2 separate regions of the Homo sapiens genome follow, and region 2 is linked to region 1. Evidence: read pairs that join two places in POLR2A ChIA-PET (ENCODE). Cell type or tissue: A673. All regions are shown on one strand. Each heading gives the region's core, and the rest is flanking DNA. Links, peaks and the distances in the headings are about the cores only. Region 1 has its middle 11 kb from the start of MIR759. Region 2 overlaps SUGT1 (SGT1 assembly cochaperone of MIS12 kinetochore complex).

What was found. ChIA-PET counts read pairs that join two places held together with the same protein. Peaks named below come from ENCODE experiments on the same cell type or tissue, not always from the same donor. Only the 100,000 strongest peaks of a DNase experiment are listed, where the experiment ranks them.
Region 2: POLR2A ChIA-PET joins it to region 1 with 8 read pairs; 5 of 35 experiments call an interaction of 5 or more read pairs at or near these places.

Annotation. Positions count from the first base shown.
Region 1 is chr13:52,793,432-52,804,279 of GRCh38, forward strand. No RefSeq gene overlaps it. Among named protein-coding and RNA genes, the nearest start is that of MIR759, 11 kb to the right of the region's middle. In A673, for the core only: no CTCF peak of the experiment used is centred there; DNase peaks (open chromatin) are centred at 5,480 and 5,790; H3K27ac peaks cover 2,345 bases.
Region 2 is chr13:52,669,020-52,679,867 of GRCh38, forward strand. SUGT1 (SGT1 assembly cochaperone of MIS12 kinetochore complex) reads left to right here. Exons shown (of 13, transcript NM_006704.5): 11 at 7,211-7,301. Among named protein-coding and RNA genes, the nearest start is that of SUGT1, 22 kb to the left of the region's middle. In A673, for the core only: no CTCF peak of the experiment used is centred there; no DNase peak of the experiment used is centred there.

The sequences.
Region 1 (10,848 bases), core at 3,348-8,347:
CTGAGCTCAAGACTGACTGTCTTTATTCTGAAATTTCTGAAGGGGTCATGGGGGATACCATAGGCCACATGCACACGAGGGTCTAGGCATCATGGTAGCTTGAGCAACCGAGTCCTCCCACTGTGGGGTTTTCATGTGTGTGAGATGTGAAACGTAGCATGCCCTGACATCATTTTAATAAGGCTCAGGCACTTTCAGGGGATGCTCCAGAGTCTTTCACTGAAACCATTGTGCTGTCAAAAGCTGACATTATAACGACATTGCAGAAGGGACTCCCTGAGAAATCACTGCTCATTCCCTTTCAGGCAGTTCGTTTACCTGCAGAAGCTGGACCCGCTGCTCTGCTCTGCAGCATCTGGCGATTGACATGATCCTGTAAGTCAATTTTGCAGCTGAGTGGACTGAGGTCCCAGAAAGCCAAAGGCCTGAAGTGGAAAATATAGAGCAGGTGACTCATTAAGCCTTGAGTCTAGGACTTGAGCCCCAAGGAACAGCCTACACACTGCTGATCTTATTGGATATTAGGAGGCCTGATTGGACTGTGGCCTCGTTTTAGGCCAGCATAGGAAGGAAGAGAGAGCTTGAGAATATTTTCCACTGCTGATTTTTCAGGGATTTTAATGCATTTATTCTCCTACCCAGCGCACTTTGATTCTTCATCCAATTCCCACTGTCTGCCTAAAACTTTCCCCTTTCCCCTTCCATTCTGTTCTATCCAAGGTGCTTGCAAATGTCCTCCCTTCTCTCCAGATGCTCCCTACCTCTGTCCCAACTAGGCGGATGGTCATGAGAAGACTGAGGCCCACTGGAATGATCTCTGGCCATCTCCCCTCCACTCCAATATATTTCTGGTTTGTCACCTCCCCTGCCCTCCACTTTCCAGTTTCAGAAGATTAGGTGGACATTTTCCTCAACAGAGCCAACCTTGGAGGCCATCATTTCTGTTGGGACCCTGTGTTCTCTCCTGTAGTCTGGATTGTTTCTCTTTTTCTCCACTGGCCCTTCTCCAGCTTTCAGACACTTGACCCGCTCCCCCAGTTCTACTTCTTTTCACTGGTGAGCTTCTTTACCAGTCATCCTCATCTGCCGCCAACATTATCTGGGGCATATCCCTGGGGCAGCTTACACCTCCTCAGTGGGGACCTTCCCTAGCTTCTTATTCAGATGACACCCCTGACATCAGGGGCATCTCTCCAATGGTCAAGCTGCGCAGTGCCCATCCCTTAATACTCTGTAATCTTGGGTGCTCTTAGCAACCCATCTTCCTTGAAGCTCTTTCCTCAGAGGGCCTCCGTGACATTCAATTCTCTGAGTTCTCATCATTCTTCTGAACTGTTTCTCTCTCATTCCCTTGGCATCTCTTCCTCTTTTCATACCAGATCTATGCAACTTTTGGCTCAATGCATTATTTCCGTATTTTCTTTTTTCTTTTCTTTTTTTTTTTTTTTTTGAGACAGAATCTCACTCTGTCACCAGGCTGTAGTGCAGTGGTGCAATCTCGGCTCACCACAACCTCCACCTACCGGATTCAAGCGATTGTTCTGCCTCAGCCTCCCGAATAGCTGGGACTACAGGCACAAGCCACCATGCTCAGCTAATTTTTGTATTTTTAGTAGAGATAGGGTTTCACCATGTTGGCCAGGATGGTTTCGATTTCTTGACCTCATGATCCACCTGCCTTGGCCTCCCAAAGTGCTGGGATTACAGGTGTGAGCCACTGTGGCCAGCCCATTCCCCTATTTTCTATTCTTTTTCTGAAAACGCACTCATTCTCATTTCTCTAAGTTCTTTGGGGGAGGAGATGACCCTCAAAGCTGGACTAAGACAAGGTGTGGGTTTAAGAAGAAAATGAGAAATAGTTGGTAAAGGAAACTGAGATATTGAGAATGTGGGAGGTGCTTGTTTATTTTTGGGTTTGTTGGCATTTTAAGGGATTGTTCCAGCATATCCCGTCATTGTTCATTCCCTGGCTTCCTAGTTCCTCCCTTGCATTATGCAAATATTAATTCAATATTCTATTTATGGATTCAGGAACCATAGTCTTAAGCTGTATTGTTTACTGGGTGACTTCAAGATGAATGACAGGTCTAAAACCCTTCCTGCCTGGTTTGTGAAAACCAATCTTCTGTGCCTCAGCCATTCTGACGAGATGTGATGTAGGACTGACCTTTGCATGGACTGATCGGGGGATACACAGATCCCCGGCTGGGCATGATCCATTGGTTTGATTGTGCAGAGCCGGCCTTATTCAGGATGGCTTGCATAGCTTTTATTTGTAGGAGTATTCCTGTTTCAGAAGCAGAGTGCTGCCCAGGATGAGGGAGTGCCAACTATTCCTTTTCTATTATCCTCTCATTTCTAGGGAACAACATTTGAACAGCATTCACACTAAGCATCCCTAAAACTTGCCCTCAAGGCCAAGAGGCTTCCTTTTCCAGTCTTTAAATCAGTCTCTGTGTCCGCATCTGGCTTTTAAGATTTTTGTGAACTCCATCAACATCACTGACAAACTGGGAGATGCCCAAATCTCAACAGAAATCAATCAAAGGTTACAATTTTAGGGAAAAAAAAGTTGCTTTGTTTTCTGACTTGTACCACAAACAGTGGCTCCAATCTGTCATTATGACTGAGAACATGTCACAACAATCTGTTTTGATTCTTTAGGAAAGAAAGGCATCTTGCTCTCCTCCAGCTACAGCTAATTTGGAAAATTTGCAAGCTGACATGCAACTTGATTAAAATGACCTGGAGCCACCAATTCTTTCAAAATGCAACTCAGTGCTTACAATCCCAGACCTCCTGTAATCCAGTTATCTCCTCTAAAGCTTTTTTGGGGAGGAAGGGAGGAGATGGGGAAGAGGAAGAGCTATATGTTATAACCCACATAGAGATTTTAAATTATTTATATTTTCCCCCTTCAACTCTACTGTCACTATAGATTTCCTTCACAGCCTAGAGAGGAAAAGTAAAGTCTGATATTTCTTCTTTTTTTTTTTTTTTTGAGACAGAGTCTCGCTGTGTCGCCCAGGCTGGAGTGCAGTGGCGCGATCTCAGCTCACTGCAAGCTCTGCCTCCCGGGTTCACGCCATTCTCCTGCCTCAGCCTCTGGAGTAGCTGGGACTACAGGCACCCGCCACCACGCCCGGCTAATTTTTTGTATTTGTAGTAGAGACGGGGTTTCACCGTGTTAGCCAGGATGGTCTCGATCTCCTGACCTCGTGATCTGCCCATCTCGGCCTCCCAAAGTGCTGGGATTACAGATGTGAGCCACCGCGCCCGGCCAAGTCTGACATTTCTAAGTGATTGGTGTGGGTTTCATAGTTCTGGGTACAGAGCAGGGACATCATCCAAGTGAAGCACCAGGGTTGAAGCTGGAGACTTTTGACATTGTGGTTTCACTCCTATTCCATAGTTTTAGAAAATATATAGGAATCTGTCCCAGTTTGAATGGGCTCACCCCACTTGGTCTTTGTCAAACCCTGGCTACATTGAGAGTATTGGTATTTCCTTCTTGGAAAACCAATGGGTAAAACAAAACAATCACAGTCTGGCCAATTCCAGCAGTGGGAACCATAAGGTCCTACATGATGGAAACTGAGGCAGTGTTCAGAAGTCAGAGTTTAGGTTTGGTCTATAAATATGTTTCTGTGAATATCTTGGCTTTCTTTATGGCTTCTACAAATGTGTATTATTGGCCCATCAGTGAAGGAGGATGTTAACGTAGGAGGTATTAATGTGAGCTGCTGTGGGTGCCCACAGCTGCATTGTTCACTAAGACAATGTATAATTACTAAGAGACAATATATAATTACATGTTGAATTGTGTGCTGCAAACTGTAAGTGTTGACGTTTTAGCTTGGAGATGGGAGTGCCAATACTGGTTGAGACCACATACACACAGACACTTATTTGTTGGGAACTGTACAGTAATGAGAATCATTCCTGAATCCTGTTGCCTTGGCAACCTTTCCTAAAATGATGTCGATAAAGAGCTAGCAACACTTATCAATGAAGCCAGCATGTCTTGGGAAGGAAAGCTGCTGAAAACAAGGCATCAAGCATCAGACCAAACTGGCATTTAGAGGGATGGCTCTGTCTAAAGTCTGGTAAAGATGAGAAATGTGGGATCAGATATTAAGGTCATGGTTATCAGCAATAGCCCCCATGACACCCTGGCCAAACGCATATCCACTGTCAAGGTGGTGGGACATTCACCAGCTCAGGCTCCAGCTCTTGCTCATGGCAGATCTTCTGTTTTTGTGTGGTTGGGCAATACCTGAGATGCCAGAAGGGACACCCTAGGGTGAGGCAGCAACCCTGTCTGGAAGACATACAACTCCAGGGTAGCAAGGATGTCTGGACATTTTCCCTCTTCCTGGTCACTCTTGGCTTAATGTAAATTTCTGGTCTGATTTGGTTTTTGTAACACTCTGAGGTGGTAAAGGAGGACTGATATAGTTAGTCCCTTTTTAAAGATAACAAAAATAAGGCCAGCAAAGATTAAGTAACTTGTTTATGCTGTCTTAGAGACAAGTCAGTGCTAAAACCAGGGATTTGATTTGTTCTTCCTGCCAGGTGGTATGGAATCCTTCAGGAATCCCACTGTCCACCTACCCCACCTCAGGACCTGCAACATTTCTAATTTCTTACTCAGCACAGCTGACAAGGGCTCACTCTGTGGGTCTGGGTTCAAGTCCTGCCTGTGCAGACTGAACTCTGACTCAGGCTCCTGAAGTCAGGTGAACAGGGCAGGGCAGCTGACTCCTGCATCACCCTGGGCTGAGGCAGGCAAAGCTCCTCTGGTGCCCGCACCAGATCAGGTGCCTCTTCTGGTTTTCAGTGAAGAAAGACTGATGAACCTCTCTGGGAATAATATTTTATCTTGACAATATCAATAAAAAGATTGTGAGACTGCATTTTAAAGTTTCTTTTTAGAGCATTAAATCTTGTCCAGATTTTTCTTTTCTTTTCTTTTCTTTTTTTTTTTTTGCTTTCTCGCCCAGGCTGGAGTGCAATGGTGCGATCTCAGCTCACTGCAACCTCCGCCTCCTGGGTTGAAGCAATTCTCCTGTCTCAGCACCCCAAGTAGCTGGGATTACAGGCACACGCCACCATGCCCGGCTAATTTTTTTAGTAGAGACAGGGTTTCACCATGTTAGCCAGGCTGGTCTCGAACTCCTGACCTCAGGTGATCTACCAGCTTCTGCCTTCCGAAGTACTGGGATTACAGGCGTGAGTCACTGTGCCCGGCTTGTCTGGATTTTTCTTACCCATTTTAATTGTGTTATTTTAAATTATATACCATCAAGTACAGCTTGACTGCGTTCAGACCAAAACATTTATCCAGGCATCTTCCAGACATGGGACTTCAATAATTGTTTACATTAGTGTCAATCCTGAGATTGAATGAACAAAAGGGTACAAATTTGCATGCTGTTAAAGGCCATCTACAAAAAACACTCAGAGAAAAAGATTAGAGCATAAATTGCCTATAGTGGCATCTATCTAACCCCTGGGCTCCTAAGAGGAGCAAAACTCTTATAAAAAGCCCCTTTGCCCTTGTTAATTACAGAATAACAGATTGAAAGGGGCAATATCCTCCTACTATATTCCTTCATATGCCACAGTTTGTTCCCTCCCTCCCTCCCCTTCCTTCCTTCCTTTCCTCCCTCCCTCCCTCCCTCCCTCCTTCCTTCCTTCCTTCCTTCCTTCCTTCCTTCCTTCCTTCCTTCCTTCCTACCTTCCTTCCTTCTTTCCTTCCCTCCCTCCCTTTCCACTCTATTTATTGTGCCCTGACTGTTTCATCAAGCACAGCTCTGGACTGGGGATATGAAGGTAACTGAGGTAGAGACCTTGCCCATATAGGGTTCTTCTTCTGGTTGGAAATAGACACAAGGTTTTGATGACCTCTCACCAAAGTCATGCGGGTACACAGAGAAGATCAACAAGGTCAAGGTGAGGAAAGGGCTCATGGAGCAGGTGACCTTTCTCTTGGGCTCCAGAGGAGGGTAAGAATTTGCCAGTTGGAGAAAGTATTTGTGGGAGGGGAAGGGACTATCTAGGCAAAAGGAATGGCATGATTAAAGGTGCGATGACAAAAAGCAGTGGCTTAGGGAATATATTCAGTTACTGGATGTGGCAGAAAAACCACAACAAAATTTGCATTCTCTAATACCATAGAATAGCTGCCCAGCCACAGACTACATTTCCCAAATGCATTTGTGCCCAGATGGGGACATGTAACTAGTATTCTTATCAATGGTTAAGGCGGTCAAGAAGTGAACCTACTTTTCCATTCTGTATTCCCTATCTGCTGACTAGGATGCTAAAGATTCTGAATGCCAGGCAATGGAAAAGTCACCAAATGGAAGAAACCTGGGCCTTGAATCACTATGGATGACCACCCACTGACAAGTGACTCCTGCATTTCACTAATAGTACCATGTCAGTAAGCAGTACATTTTTATTGTGGAAGGCACTGAAAAAAATTGGGATTTCTTTATTACTGGAGCTGGCATTACCCTAGGTGTGACCAGATGGCATCTTAATATGCGTTCAAAAAGAAAGGAAGAAAAGAAAGAAAGAAAGAGAGAGAGACAGAAAAGATTCCATAGTGAACTAAAGTTGAGAAACACTGAATTCAGCAGGCTTCATGATTGCAGGATGTTACAAGCTTTTAATATGTTAAGGTATATTATGAATCTCCAAGAGAGATCTAGTGTGCAGTGTTTTCTTAATGTCTTTGGCCATGCAATGATTTTGTTAATACTTGTGAACATACTGTGGTTCTTTAGAAGTCAGTTAGAGGAAAGCTAAAGTCAACACATGGCAATGTGTTGAGGTAGGAAAGGCAGGGCCCGTGGGATGCTCCCTTCCTTCCCCCTCCCTCCCCACTCCCTCAAGTTCTGGCTTCTAAGCTTTTCTCTCAGCCCTCAAATGAGGCATGCTTGGTATTGTGTTTCTGGTCTTTGCTCTGCCTGGATTTTTCTCCATTAATTTATTCAGCTTTTTTCCTCAAAGCCCAGCTTTCTTTGTGAACCGCATCTCCAAGTCAGAGAGAATTCTGTCCCTCTTGGCCTTCATAGCACATGGCTTCCATTTCTGCTTTTCACTCACTTCGTTCCACCTTACAACGTGAGGAATGGCTCATGTATCTGTCCCCCTCATTGGAAGTAATTCCTTGAGGCTGGGCGCAGTGGCTAATGCCTGTAATCCTGGCACTTTTGGAGGCCAGCAAGGGCAGATCACCCGACGTCAGGAGTTTGAGACCAGCCTGGCCAACATGGAGAAACCCTGTCTCTACTAAAAATACAAAAATTAGCCAGGCATGGTGGCATGTGCCTGCAGTTCCAGCTACTCGGGAGGCTGAGGCAGGGGAATTGCTTGAACCTGGGAGGCGGAGATTGCAGTGAGTCAAGACTGTACCATTGCACTCCAGCCTGGGTGGCAGAGCAGGACTCCGTCTCAGAAAAAAAAAAAAAGTAAATTCCAAGTATAATATAATGCTTACACAAAAAGTACACATAGTATGTATATCGACCTGGATGAATTTTCATGAACACTCCTATGCAATCAGCATTCCAATCAAGAAACAGCATTACCAGCACCCTAGAAACCCCTATGGTCGCTACCCTCACCAGGATAATAACCATCCTGACTTTTAGCACCATAGATTATTTCACCTGTTTCGTAATTTACTCAAATGAAGTCATACAGTATGTACTCTTTCCTCTCTGACTTTTGTAAGAGGCATTCGTATATTTGTGTGTAGATATAGGCCATTTAAAGAATTTCATTGCATGAATAAAGCATAATTTATTTGTTCTACTGTTGATGAGTATTTAGGTAGTTTCCAGCTTTATGCTTTACAAACAGTGTTGCTGTGAGCATTCAAGTTCACATCTGTAATGAGCATATAGATGCATTTCTGCTGGGTGTATACCTAGGAGTAGAATTGCTGGGTCATACGGTATGAGTATGTTCAGCTTCAGTGGATTCTGCCAAATGGTTTCCAAAGTAGTTGTACAACTACACTTCCACCAGCTGTGTTTGAGAGTTGCAGTTGTCCTGCTTCCTTGCCAACACAAATTTCCTCCGTTTTCCTCTTGGCATTCTGATGGGTGTACTGCATTGTAGTTTTGGTTAGCAATTCTCTTATGATTAATTAACCAATTTACTGTATTTATTGTCTGGAGATCATCTTTTGCGAAGGATCTAAGTCATTTGTCCATTTTTCTATTGGGTTTTCTGTATTTTTCTTATTGATTTCTAAGAGTTATTTACATATTCTGGTATGGACTCATTACAAAATTTCTCCAAGGCCTGAGCACTACTAGTTTCCACATTGAATAAAATTTTGCTGCATAAAATAGAACAAAAGAGCACCATCAGATCTTTAGCCATGGGGTGGCCTTCACCACTGTGCAGTGTTTCCCTTCTCACCACTACAGCCTCCTTAGCAGTTAAAGGGGGAATATCTGTATGGGGCAAGTTTGGATGAGGCTCAGAAAAGTCTTGGGGCCCACGTGGACCTCCTATTGCTGGAAAGTCCATAGGCAGCTGTTGATTGAAGACTCAGCCAACAGTGGCTGCTGGGCCATTCAGCCTGGACCACATAGACATTGCTCAGTGGGTGGGGATGGTTTCATTCATTCATTCATTCGATCAACATATTTTTTGTTTTGTTTTTTTTTTTTGAGACAGAATCCCACCCTGTCTCCCAGGCTGGAGTGCAGTGGCACGATCTCGGCTCACTGTAACCCCCTGCCTTCTGGGTTCGTGCGATTCTCCTGCCTCAGCCTCCCGAGTAGCTGGGATTACAGGCAGACACCACCACACCCGGCTAATCTTTGTATTTTTAGTGGAGACGGGGTTTCACCATGTTGGCCAGGCTGGTCTCAAACTCCTGACCTTGTGATCCACCCGCCTCAGCCTCCCAAAGTGCTGGGATTACAGGCGTGAGCCAACATGCCTGGCCTTCAACAAATATTTATTGACCACCTTCTGGGCACTCTTTTAGGTACTTGAGCTACATCAGTGAATAGAACAAAGATATCTGTCCTCATGGAGCTTATATTCCAGTAGGGGAGACAGACAAGGAGGGTTAAACATAATAAATTTTTTTTTTTTTTTGAGTTGGAGTCTCGCTCTCTCACCCAGGCTGGAGTGCAGTGGTGCGATCTCAGCTCACTGCAAGCTCCGCCTCCCCGGTTCACGCCATTCTCCTGCCTCAGCCTCCCGAGTAGCTGGGACTACAGGTGCCCACCACTGCGCCCAGCTAATTTTTTGTATTTTTAGTAGAGATGGGGTTTCACTGTGGTCTCGGTCTCCTGACCTCATGATCCGCCTGTCTCGGCCTCCCAAAGTGCTGGGATTACAGGCATGAGCCACCGCGCCTGGCCAATAAATTCTTACGTAATATCTTAGAAGGCAATTTGTGCAAGACCAGTCGGGGGTGTTTGTGAGGCAGCTGGCAGTAGGGTGAAAAGGCGAGCTTAAGCAGGGATTGGGGAGGAGAGGAAGGCAGCCATGAGGATGGCTGGAGCATCCATGGAGGAGAGGGCTCATGCAGAGGCCCTCGGTGGGAGAGTGTCAGGCATGTTCAAGGAGCAGTAAGGATGATGGGAGGTGACAGAGGTCACAGGAGCCCTATCCTGGTGGGATCTGGGAGGCTTTGCTTTGAGGATGCTTGAGATGGGGAGTTGTCAGATGATTGGAGCAGAGGAATCACAGGATCTGACTTACATGGCACACAGCTCCAACTGCGGTGCTGAGAAGAGATGAGGGTAGGACAGGCACATGGAGACCCACTGGGAGGTGTGTAATAAACCAGGTGAGAGGTGCTGGTGGCTGGCACCAGGGTGGTAGGAGCAGAAGTGGTAAGAAGTGATTAGATTCTGGATGCATTCTGTAGGCAGAAAAGGCTCTTCTGATGGAGTGTATGTGGGGTGTGAGTGAGAGGAGTCAAGGATGACTTGGTTATCTTGAGACTTCCAGTGGCTCACGCCTGTAATCCCGGCACTTCGAGAGGCTGAGGCGAGCAGATCGCTTGAGCTCAGGAATTCAAGACCAGCTTGGGCAACATAGTGAAACCTCGTCTCTACCAAAAATACAAAAATCAGCTGGGCATGGCGGCTCACGCCTGTAGTCCTAGCTACTTGGGAGGCTGAGGTGGGAAGATAGCTTGAGCCTGGGAGTTGGAGATTTCCATGAACTGAGATCGCGCCACTGCACTCCAGCCTGGGTGACAGAGCAAGACCCTGTCTCAAAAAAACAAACAAACAAAAAAGCCAAAAAAGGAATGACTTGGCTGTCATGAGACTTCAGGTTCTGGTCCCTGATCATAAGAACTCCTTCTTTCCCTGGGGTGTCCTCCCTGCTCACCAGGTCTGGTGTCCTCCTCTCAACCCCATCCACCATCCCATCCTGGGTCTTGATTCCCATCCCAGTCCAGTTTAACTGTCACCTGGTAGACACCCCTTCTCTTCTTTCCATCCATGGTTATAATGAAAACTCTCCCCTGCTTCCCCCAGGGCTTCACTTTGAGCTCTGAAGGCTTATTTTGAAAGCAAAAAATTTATTTTCTTCCCTTTGCAGTCCCACTAAAGCATTCCTAATTCTCCTTGAGGCCACATGAATGCCTCTGACTGATTCAAAAGCGAGTCATAAAAAGGAAAGCATGATTGATTAATATTTCAAGGAAACATGTTATTTAGTTTACTTTTTGTATGTTTCTTACCACTTAGAATCTGGGAAATCTCTGGTGTTAGAGCCAAAAGATAACCAAGAGAGACTCAGGGAGGTTAACCTAGGCCCAGGGAGGTGAACCAAGATCTAGGGAGCTAACTG
Region 2 (10,848 bases), core at 1,847-6,846, 130 kb before region 1:
TCTTTTTTCTCTTTTGAGTCTTGGATTTGTTAATTTTAACCATTCTTCAACCATACTACTATGTTCTCAGTTTGCCTTTTCTGCCCCTTCCTCTTTAAATGCTAAGTGACGACTTTTCTTCCTTATATAGTAGTTTATGTATACATTTCATGTCCCTCGTTTCTGTGTAAGTCTTTGAGGATAAGAAGCATGTTTTATTTGTATCTTTGTATGTGCCCCAGTTAGGGTCCCCAGATAAAGTTACAAGATGTTCATTTAAGTTTCTATTTAAGATAAACAATGAATAATTTTTATTATGTAAATATGTTTCATGCTATAATTTTATTTGCTAAACTTGGCAGCCCTCACCACATACATTGCACAGTGGGTGCTTAGTTCAGTGAATGAATTAAAATTGGATTTTGGTTTTAGTCCCATGACATTGGCAGAGAATGTTTATTCTTAGTTTTGCAGGTGGAAAAACAATCATGTTAATGGAGTTTAAATACTTTCCCCAAGTTTACCTAGTTAACTAAATTCTTCAGCCTGGCCTAGGAGACGTAGATACACTTCTGATTGCCAACCAAACTAGTGCATCTTTGCTTAGGTTTTTCTAAGTTTTGAATTGGAGAACTTAGATTCTAAGGATGTGTCCTAAAGAATTATTATTTTTCTTGTCCTGACCCTGGAATCTCTGTATTTTATATACCATATATATATATATGTGCACACACAAAATCTTGTTAGATTACTAACTCTTAAACTATTTGGGGGGAAGCAAATTGAAAGAAGTTTTCTTAATTATGTCTTAAGGGAAATAAATGATAAAATCTTTGAATTTCCTTTTTCATACAGTAGAGGGAGACAATATTAAAATACTGAAAATAAAATATCTGGGTTACTGAGGCTTACTTCGTGGACACTTAAGAGACAACAGTACTAAAATAATTTGCTTTTCATGTATTCAGATATCTTGATTGTTGAGATATCTTGGACCTTTGTGAATTGAGAAAGGACGCATTTTGCAGAGGAGAATCTGCTTAATAGTAGAGATTCTGTAAAATTTGCAGCTTAAAAGGGCGATTTCTTTGCTTTTGGGAATTCTCTTTTCTTTCCCACCTTCAAGATTGAATGAATGTTGCATATCCATGTATAGCCAGTGGTTAAATATTATTTATTTGAGTGATATGTAATTTGTGATGAAAGTAGTAAGAGGTAAAACCCTGAAATTAATGAAGTAGCATTTCTTAACTATTTTACAGTGTAGTATCCAATATGTTTTTCCAAGCCAGGATTCATATTTTTTCAGTATCTCTGATAGTTATTGCTACTTTTTACTGAATATCAGCTTTAATGTCAGCCTATTAATTTTTTAGAAATTAAGAAACTATATGTCTTTCATCTTGTTGATTTCATGACACTATTCTCTGGTCACAGTCTCAGAATTGTGACTTTAGTGGCACCCATATTGTGAAATACTCATTTTAAAAATTAATTTTCATTCCCTTTAAGATTTAGAATTCACAAGTCGGGCACGGTGGGTCATGCCTGTAATCCCAACACTTTGGTAGGCCAAGGCGGTCGGATCACTTGAGGTCAAGAGTTCGAGAACAGCCTGGTCAACTTGGTGAAAACCTGTCTCTACTAAAAATACAAAAAATGAACTGGACGTGGTGACGGGTGCCTGTAGTCCCAGCTACTCGGGAGACTGAGGCAGGAGAATCGCTTGAACCTGGGAGGCGGAGGTTGCAGTGAGCCGAGATCATGTCGCGCCACTGCACTCCCGCCTGGGTGACTGAGTGAGACTCCGTCTCCAAAAGAAAAAAAAGAATTAGAATTCTCAGTCTTTTGGGGTGAATTTGCCCTTGTGGAAATGTTCTTGTATTCTTAAGTCATAGTTAAGTCATAGTAATTTTGCTGATTATACAATATAAAATACGAAGGCCTGGAATTGTGAGAAATAAAAATGTCTGTCTTAGAAACAAAATAGCCTCCTTTTCTCTTCTCCCACTTTGAGAAGTTTTAGAGCGTATCCTATTGCTTAATGTTCATAGAAGAATATATGTATGTTAAATAAAAATCCTGGTGATAATATAATGGAATGGGGTATCTGGGCATGATGCTTCCTTCTGCTTGTCTGAATACATAGATATGAGAGTTTTTAAAATTATTGTTTTCTTTTGCTTTTTTAGTACAGTGGTGGTGATAATAGTGAGATTTCTTTTTTAACTGAATTAGTTTAAAAAAAGATCACAAATTGTAGATCTTGGAATGTATTCTTATCTTTTCATATATTTTGTAATGTATATTTATATATTTTTAAAAGAATTTTACATAATTTTTAAACAGCTACATTTTGTTGATATTTTTATCACATCCTTACATATTCAACAGCAAAGTATTTCGGCATATGCATGTACTGTAGCTTATTTAGCCAGTCCCATTTTGTTTGACCTGTGGAGAATAAGAATAGGTGTTTTGACTGTTTTATCACATTCCAGGCACTGTACTATGAATTATCTCATGTAATTCTCATAGTTACTGCATGGTGTAGGTATTTTTATCCCTAGTTTACAGGTAGAGAAACTTAACCCAGAGATGTTCAATAATTTGCCCAGGTTTTTTAGCTGAGGATATTGATAATAGCATTCTGTTGTTATTTGCCAGACGTGGTTCTTTATTCTTTTCATACATAGTGTCATTTAATCTTCTTGAGAACCCTAAATGAGTCAGGGCCTACTGTTCTCATTTTATAGGAGAAACTGAGGCTCGCTGAGATTGAGTTGCTTGCTTATGGTCATATATCTAACCAATGGCACCTATTTGTGACTCTTCTAACTATACAACTGATTGTTTTTGTGTTATTCTCAACCCCTGGTTATTTCTTAGGAAATAAGTTAAAATTCTAGCTGAAAAATGCGCTTACAGCAAATTATTTCATATCTTGGCTCCCACATCTCTAAAATATGGATAACAATCTTTTTTAATAGGGTGATTCCGTTAAGTAAGATGATATATGTGAAGCATGTAGCATGCAGGATATGTAATAAGAGCTCAATAAATGTTACAGTACCTTTCTTACTGTTTTATTTTAGTTATTTCGATTTTTATTCGGGCTGTAAACTCAGCAAATGCGTTATCATAGAAAATCTGGAAAAGATAAAGGAGTTTAGGAAGTAATCACTCAGACTCACCACTCAGATGACATTCTAGCATGTTTCCTTTCAGATAACCTGATATTTCCTGATACATAGGTCAGTCACTACACCTGACACATACTGGAATCTTTTTGTTTATGGGAATGTCTCTCCTGATTAATTACTTTAAGAAGAACAGAGGCTGTGTCCTTATGTACCAGCACTGTTTCTGGCACAGAGTAGGTACTCAGCAAATATTTGAAATGAGCTGTTAGAAGTTTGGAGAAGACCTTCAATCTTCTCCATTCATTGCCATTTTTTTGCATTTAAAAAATGATTATAGAAATATTTTAGTGTAAAATCAAGGTAGATGTATTAGTCTGGGCTCGAAGGCAGCTATTTTCAGACAAAGGAATTTGATGTAGCAATTAAATGTGAAAAGAGCTTAGTAAGAGTATGTTGGGAAGGCTGTATTCTGAAGATTAGGGGAACAATTATTTAATGAGTACAGTCTTGAAGTGTATGGTTCTTAAAAGTTTGCCAATAAATTGCCCCAGCTCTTTAGTCTCTGGGAAAGATCCCTTCATGTCAGTCTGTAATAGTAGGTGGGATCTTACTTACCACTTAAGATGGTGGTGTCTGGATATCATGATTGCTTAAGCGTAATGCCATCTCTTTAAATCTGAAATTTCTTTCATTGGAAAGAATTAAACTCTCTGCTATGCAGAGGAGACTTCAGAAGTGGATGGTAGTACCTATGCTGTTGAGAGCTAATGATCCAGCACATTAGGGATTCTTAGTGTAATCTGTGAATACTCTTTTGGGATATTAGCAACTTGAGAGCCTTCCCTGTACATATGAGAGCAACATTCAAGCAAACTACCAAAGTTTTAAGTTACTTTTAAAGTTTTTTTGACTTAAATGAAAATAGAATGGTATGTTAATGGTTGCAGTAAAAACCTCTGAAATTGGACTGGTGCTAATTCTAGAACTATCTGCCCGAATCATGAAGACTTAAAACTTCATTTTTAAAAGCATGTACAAACATTGAAAGTGAATTAAATGTAAAAAGGATTTCATAGGACATTAGTCCCTCCCTTCTTTTACTTTTTTTTTTTTTGTGTGGGGGTAGATAGGGTCTCACTCTGTTGCCCATGCTGGAGTGCAGTGGAGTGATCATGGCCCACTGTGGCCTCAACCTCTTGGGCTCATGTGATCCTCCCACTTCAGCCTCCCAGAGTGCCAGGATTACACGTGTGAGCCAACACACCTGGCCCCTTTTACCTTTTTAAAAAAGCTACTTTAAGTGGTTTATTACATGCAGCTATTTTAATGAATGGATTAAGTATAATTTCAAGTTGAGGTCAGCTTGTCTCAGCTGAAGCAGGTTGTTACTAAGAGCTTTGCCTTTTGCTTTATAAAGTCCTCTTTGTTCATACTGCACAGTTACTCAGGTTATAGTGGCTTTCAGTAGATGCGAATGCTACTCTGTGCTGCTCTTCAGGTGAAACAAGGAACTTTTTATAGACAGTATGTTCATAGTTACAGGAACATGAAGTGTGAATATAGGGTGGCCTGTGGCCAAGTTTAATGTGGTGATGTACACAGTACTTTCCAGGCCCTCATTTTTTAGATGAGTTGAAAATTAAAGAAGATGCAATTTTAATTTTTCAGATAATATTAACAGTTCTTTTCAGTAACTATTGCTGTGTCATTGCCATCTATTTGATTTATGTCCCTTTTGATAAATATCGTAGCAGTGACAACTTAAAGTAACCAGAATATAGAAGATATTGGTGGTATATTACTTTATAAAAAATTAATTGTAGTTAACTTTAGGGAATTCTAGAGATTCTTATGAAATATGTTTTTATATATGTAGAGTTTAAACATGTAAATTACACCAAAGATAGTATACTTTTTTTTTTTTTTTTTTTTTGACAGAGTCTCGCTCTGTTGCCCAGGCTGAAGTGCAGTGGCACGATCTTGGCTCACTGCAGCCTCCGCCTCCCAGATTCAAGCAATTCTGTCTCAGACTCCCGAGTAGCTGAGACTACAGTCACATGCCACTATGCCTGGCTATTTTTTGTATTTTTAGTAGAGACAGGGTTTTGCCATGTTGGCCGGGCTGGTCTTGAACTCCTGACCTCAGGTGATCTGCCTGCCTCGGCCTCCTAAGGTGCTGGGGTTACTACTCTTTGCCCTTATCCCAGTGACGTTTGCTTCATATTTTTCTCTTATTATGAAAACAGTCGTTTATTACATTTCTTTGCTCCAAAAGAAAATAAAAATAAACGCTTGAGACCAGATACCCCACATACATATACCATCATTTTATCTCTGATTAAAAATATTGGCAGTTTTTCCCTGTGTTAGCGCTTGTTAAGGTATTTTAAGGTGCAAATTTTGAAGGTCCTTTTGCTAAATGCATTTGGTATAAAGATGGCCTGGAATTGCTAGTTTAATGAGTCATCTGATAAAAGATAAAAGAACCAAAGGGTGAATAGACTTCTTTTTTTAAGTCTGCCTTTTGATTTTTTAATCCCATTTACAAAAGTAGTGATCCTTTTCATAGGAAAAAAACATGAGAATATAAAATTCTAATTCAATTGCTCATTTAAACTGTTTTATATAATGTTTATTATAGTGCTTACTTTAATATTTGCACTAAAAATGCTGATATTAGCCTGTTAAAATAGAGGTGAGAGCATTATTTGAATAAAGAAAACAAAAGGTAGATAAAATGCTATGTGATTGTGTGTGTTGGGGGCAAGGATAGACTCAGAGGCCTAGCCTTAATTAGATAGTAAAAGATGCTATTAGGATACTATTAACTTTTCATTTTAATAAGTGAACTTAGTCTTCTCGGTAAGTAAGTGAACTTAGTCTTCTCAGTACTCCCCGATGCAGTGTCCTTTCATACCCATGCTCCAGTTAGGCCATTCCCTATGCTCTGGAGACCTACCCCTTCACTCTTGCAAATGCTTCTACCCTTCAGAGCCCTTCAAGATGTATAAAGCGTTTCCCCTTCACAGTCAGGTGTGCTCTCTCCTGAGCTTTTAGAACATTTACTTATTTAGAACTTCAGTAACTTTCTTAAAGTATCTCACATACTTCCAAATGGTCGAGGATGTGTCTTTAATATTTTAAAAATCCACCTGGGCTTGGTGGCTCATGCCTGTAATCCTAGCACTTTGGGAGGCTGAGGTGGGAGAATGGCTTGAGGCCAGGAGTCTGAGACCAGCCTGGGCAACCTAGTGAGACTCTGTCTCTACGAAAAATTTTAAAAACATTAGCCAGGAGTGGTGGCACTTGTCTGTAGTCCCAGCTACTTGGGAAGCTGAGGCTGGAGGATCACTTGAGCCCAGGAGTTCAAGTCTAGAGTGAGCTATGATCCTTCTACTGCACTCCAGCCTGGGAGACAGAGCAAGACCCTGTCTCTAAAAATAAAACAAAAATCTCCCACAGCCTTGAAGACTGTACTGTCTCATAGTAGGTGCTTAGTAATTATTTGTTGAATGAAAGATTGCCTGAATGTTAACATGAGTTGTATTGTGTTTATACAGTGAAATAAGTTTCTCCACTGTAAAACAGGTTAATGCACATGTAAATGCAGTAATTCTTTTAGAATCAGATTTCTCTGTAATGGCATTATTGACATTTTGGGGAATTGCCCAGTACATTGTAGGATGTTTAGTAGCAACCGTGGTCTCTACTCAATAGATGTCATTATCACCTCTTCCCTCACTGCAGTATGACAACCCACAATGTCTCCAGACATGGCTAAATGTCCCCTGGGTGGCAGAATCATCCCTGGTTCAGAACATTGCTTTGGATGAAAAAAAGCATATGTATTTCAAGTCTCTTCTTGATTATAGCTTATATATAGTGTGTATGTTGTTTTTTTTCAAGGGTGAATTTTGAGTGTAGAAACAAAATTGTTTCATAGTTTTTCAAATTTAACCTTGTATAATTTAAGGAAACTGTCAAAGATACTATTCTTAACAAAACTTTGATGACTTAAGAAAACTGCATTTTTTACTGTTTTGTGTATTTTACGTCGAGTAATGGAGTTTATTTGGTGTTTCCTCCAGATTGAAATTAAACTGAAAAAGCCAGAGGCTGTGAGATGGGAAAAGCTAGAGGGGCAAGGAGATGTGCCTACGCCAAAACAATTCGTAGCAGGTTTGTTTTCTGGCCTTGATGAGCTTTATATTCATATTGTGTTGTGTAATTGAAATTAAATAGTAATGAACATTCTTTTTACTTTCATTATTTATGTTCTCAAGATAAGATACATTGAGTATAATAAGGTTGCTCCGTAATGAATATAAAGTAGCCTTTCTGTGAAAGTTCTGACTTCTCAAATTCTAAGAATACAAATGAATGGCAGCAAAATCCTAGAGGGAGTTGGGATTTATTGTTTACCATGTAAAGTTTATGACATCAGTTGGAGGGTGTTTAGTTTTGCGTGTTGGCCCTTCCTGTTGTTTCTTTTTGGGTTGTAAGTTGGTTTACTCGGCGGATATATTTCCCCTTCTTCCCTCTCCCTTTCTTAATTCCTTTCTGTTCCTTCTACTGATACTGTCATCTAATTGCCTGGAATTTGCAGGGCTTTACAGGGTAAGGTATCTACCCCATTTCTTATTGCTAATTTAGAGATGGACGCAAATAGGTGGTAAATGCCAAAGGAAAGTCTAGGAGAAGAGTAGAAAACCAGGCTTCATTGTATATATAACCCTGTAAGAAACAGAACTTTGTGTTGAGGTCAATTTTAAGTATGTGCAATAACTAGGTAAGAATTTTTCTAGTGGACAAATTCACAGCACACTCAGAACTACAACCTAAGATTATATTTTATAGCAATAGCTTCATTAATGAGTGGAGGGAAATTTCTTTTTATTGGAAGTAATGGTCTGATTTAATGACTGAAACAAGCTAACATGTGTCTCAGCTTTTTCTGATTTTGACTGCTTTCTTCTGTAACAGAAAACACATTTCCTTGTGGCACCTTTTAGAAAACACTGAGTTATTCAACAGATCATTTGTGTGTGTGTTTGTGTGTGTGTGTATAGTTATTTCTTAAGAAATAATTTTGGATGTTTAGAAATTTCAAAAATAAGAGATTCTCATATAGCTTTCACCCAGTTTCCCCCATTGATAGTGTCTTAACTAGTCCAATGATTACCTCTTAAGTAGTCTGTGGTATAATTTTCAAAATCAGGGTATTAACACCAACAGATACTTTTTAAGGACTGAAGTATATCTAGTTGGTATTTAAGGTATTTAAGCATCTGCTTCACACTTTATTTGAAAGATGTATGTGTTTCTTTTAGGACTGACTCCAATAGATTTTGAGGCTGAGGTTTATATGTAGCTGAAAGCTTTAAAAAATATATAATCACTTTAAATGTAGTATCTTACTTAATTCTAACAGCCCTGCATAACAGGCAGCCCCTTAGTATTCCTCCCATTTTGCAGGCTCAGAAAAGTTAAGCTCAAGATTATCCCTCAGTTCTCATTGTCTAGGACTAAAATCTAGGTCTTCTCAGTTGGGTCCAGTTATTCTGTTAACCCGTTGTCTACTTGTTGCATACTGCTTGTTGTTGCATTTTCTAACAATGGAAACAGTCTTTGCCGACATGAGTATCTAGTAGTTATTTGATATTATAGTGAATGAGCAGGGAGGTTAGATTACTCATCTCTCAGTAGTTCATCTGCCATCTCCAGGTGTTAAAAGTTTTTCTGAGATTAAAGATCAAGGCTTTTTAGTGTTACAGTTACCATGTTTTTTCTAAACTCAACACCTTAGATATTCAAGATGATACTCTTCCTGTCCTGTTTTTGTAAGAAATTAATATACTTGTCAGATTCCTGTGTATTGCAAGCTGGAGACTGTAGATAAGGGCAAGTCACTTAACCTATCTGACCCAGCTTGCTTATCTACAAAATAGAGATTAAAACCTCTGTTCTCATCCTTCCTGGGAGTCAGCATTAGGATTAATTAAATCCATATTTCCCAGGCTCTTAACTTACCATGGCACGCATTTTTTGTTTTACCTGGCTACTAGTGAAAATGTACAAAGATAGAAGGATATCTAGTAGAAGGAAGGTGGATAGGATTTTCAAAACAATATATTTGGCCCTGAAAAAAAACTATGTGTTGGTGTTGTGTGTGTTGTTTTGTTTTGAGGAGGAATGGGCAGGGAGAAAGTCGGTTTACAAGTGAAGAGAAAGCGTAGAAAAACAGTGGATGTTAGTTTCTCAGCTATTTTGACAAAAGGGATGTAGAGAGCAGTATTGGGAGGAACATTTAGATTAGTACTAATGTGTCCTAATACATACTGATGGGGAAATTTTGAATTGGGTTTTTTGAAAACTGTAGCTCTTTTGTCCAACACAGTAGCTGCTAGCCACATGTTACCTGTTGAGCACTTGAAATATGACTAGTCTGCATTGAGATGATGTGCTATGTGAAATATATGCTACAGTTTGAAGAGTTAGTATGAAAAAAAGAATATAAAATATCTTCATTTTTTTTGTTGGTTTTTTTTTTTTTTTAAGAGAGAGTCTTGCTGTGTCACCCAGGCTGGAATGCAGTGGCACTGTCATGGCTCAGTGTAGCCTCAACCTCCTGGACTCAAGCAGTCCTCTACCCCAACCTTCCGAGTAGCTGGTACTGCAGGCATGTGCCACCACGCCCAGCTAATTATTATTATTTTTTTTTCATAGAGATGGGCTCTCACTATGTTGCCCAGGCTGGTCTCACACTTCTGGCCTCAAGCAATCCTCCTACTTGGCCTCCCAAAGTGCTGGGATTATAGGTGTGAGCCCCCATGCCCGGCCTCTGTTGGTTTCAAGTCAATATGATACTATATTTGATATATCAGGTTAAATAAAATGTATTATTAAACTGCATTTCACCTGATTCTTTTTAGTAATGTAGTTACTAGGAAGTTTTAAATTATATATGTGACTCACATTTGAGGCTGTCATTATATTTTCATTGGATAGTCAACAGAGCTGCTCCTATAGCTACTAGGTTGTCTAGTTATTTTCTAATTATTTGTGTGCCAAGATCTTGATGCCTTTGGTCTTTGGAGCAATCTTGGCAGTACCCCGAGCCCCTGGGCCAGTAGCCTCTCTCGCTGCAAGCAGCTCTGTTTACTCCAGTGTGCCCTACAAATACTATTATTTGCTAGGTGTATGGGATGTGGGCATTGAACTTTAGATCATCAAGTGTAGTACTTTAAACATTTAGAAATTACTTACTGTTATTGCCTATTAAAATAATCTTACTTTTTTGATGGGAGAGTATGGAGTGGCATGGATGATTATTTATATTTTCAGGCTATTTATACTCTGAAAGATACTAAGTACTTTAGAAAAAGTCACATTTTTAACATTTATTAAAATCTTAGTTACAAAAGATTTCTTAGGCATCCTTTAAAAAATTTCATTTTTAGAATTGTTCGTACTGTCTCTGCAACTTTTCTGAAAACATAAAAGTTCTGTATACTTTTCATCTAGTTTCTGTTATCAACATGAAGAATCTGCTTTTAATCTAATTTTGTATAGCATATCAAAAGTTTACACTTTATTGAGTTATTTTGCTCAAAAGAAATCCCCAGATTTTACATTATGGTAACTGACTCAGTTTTTAGAAATGTGAATTTTGTTATTGACCTATATACCAGAAAGACACTTATTGCATACCTGAAATTCAGTAACC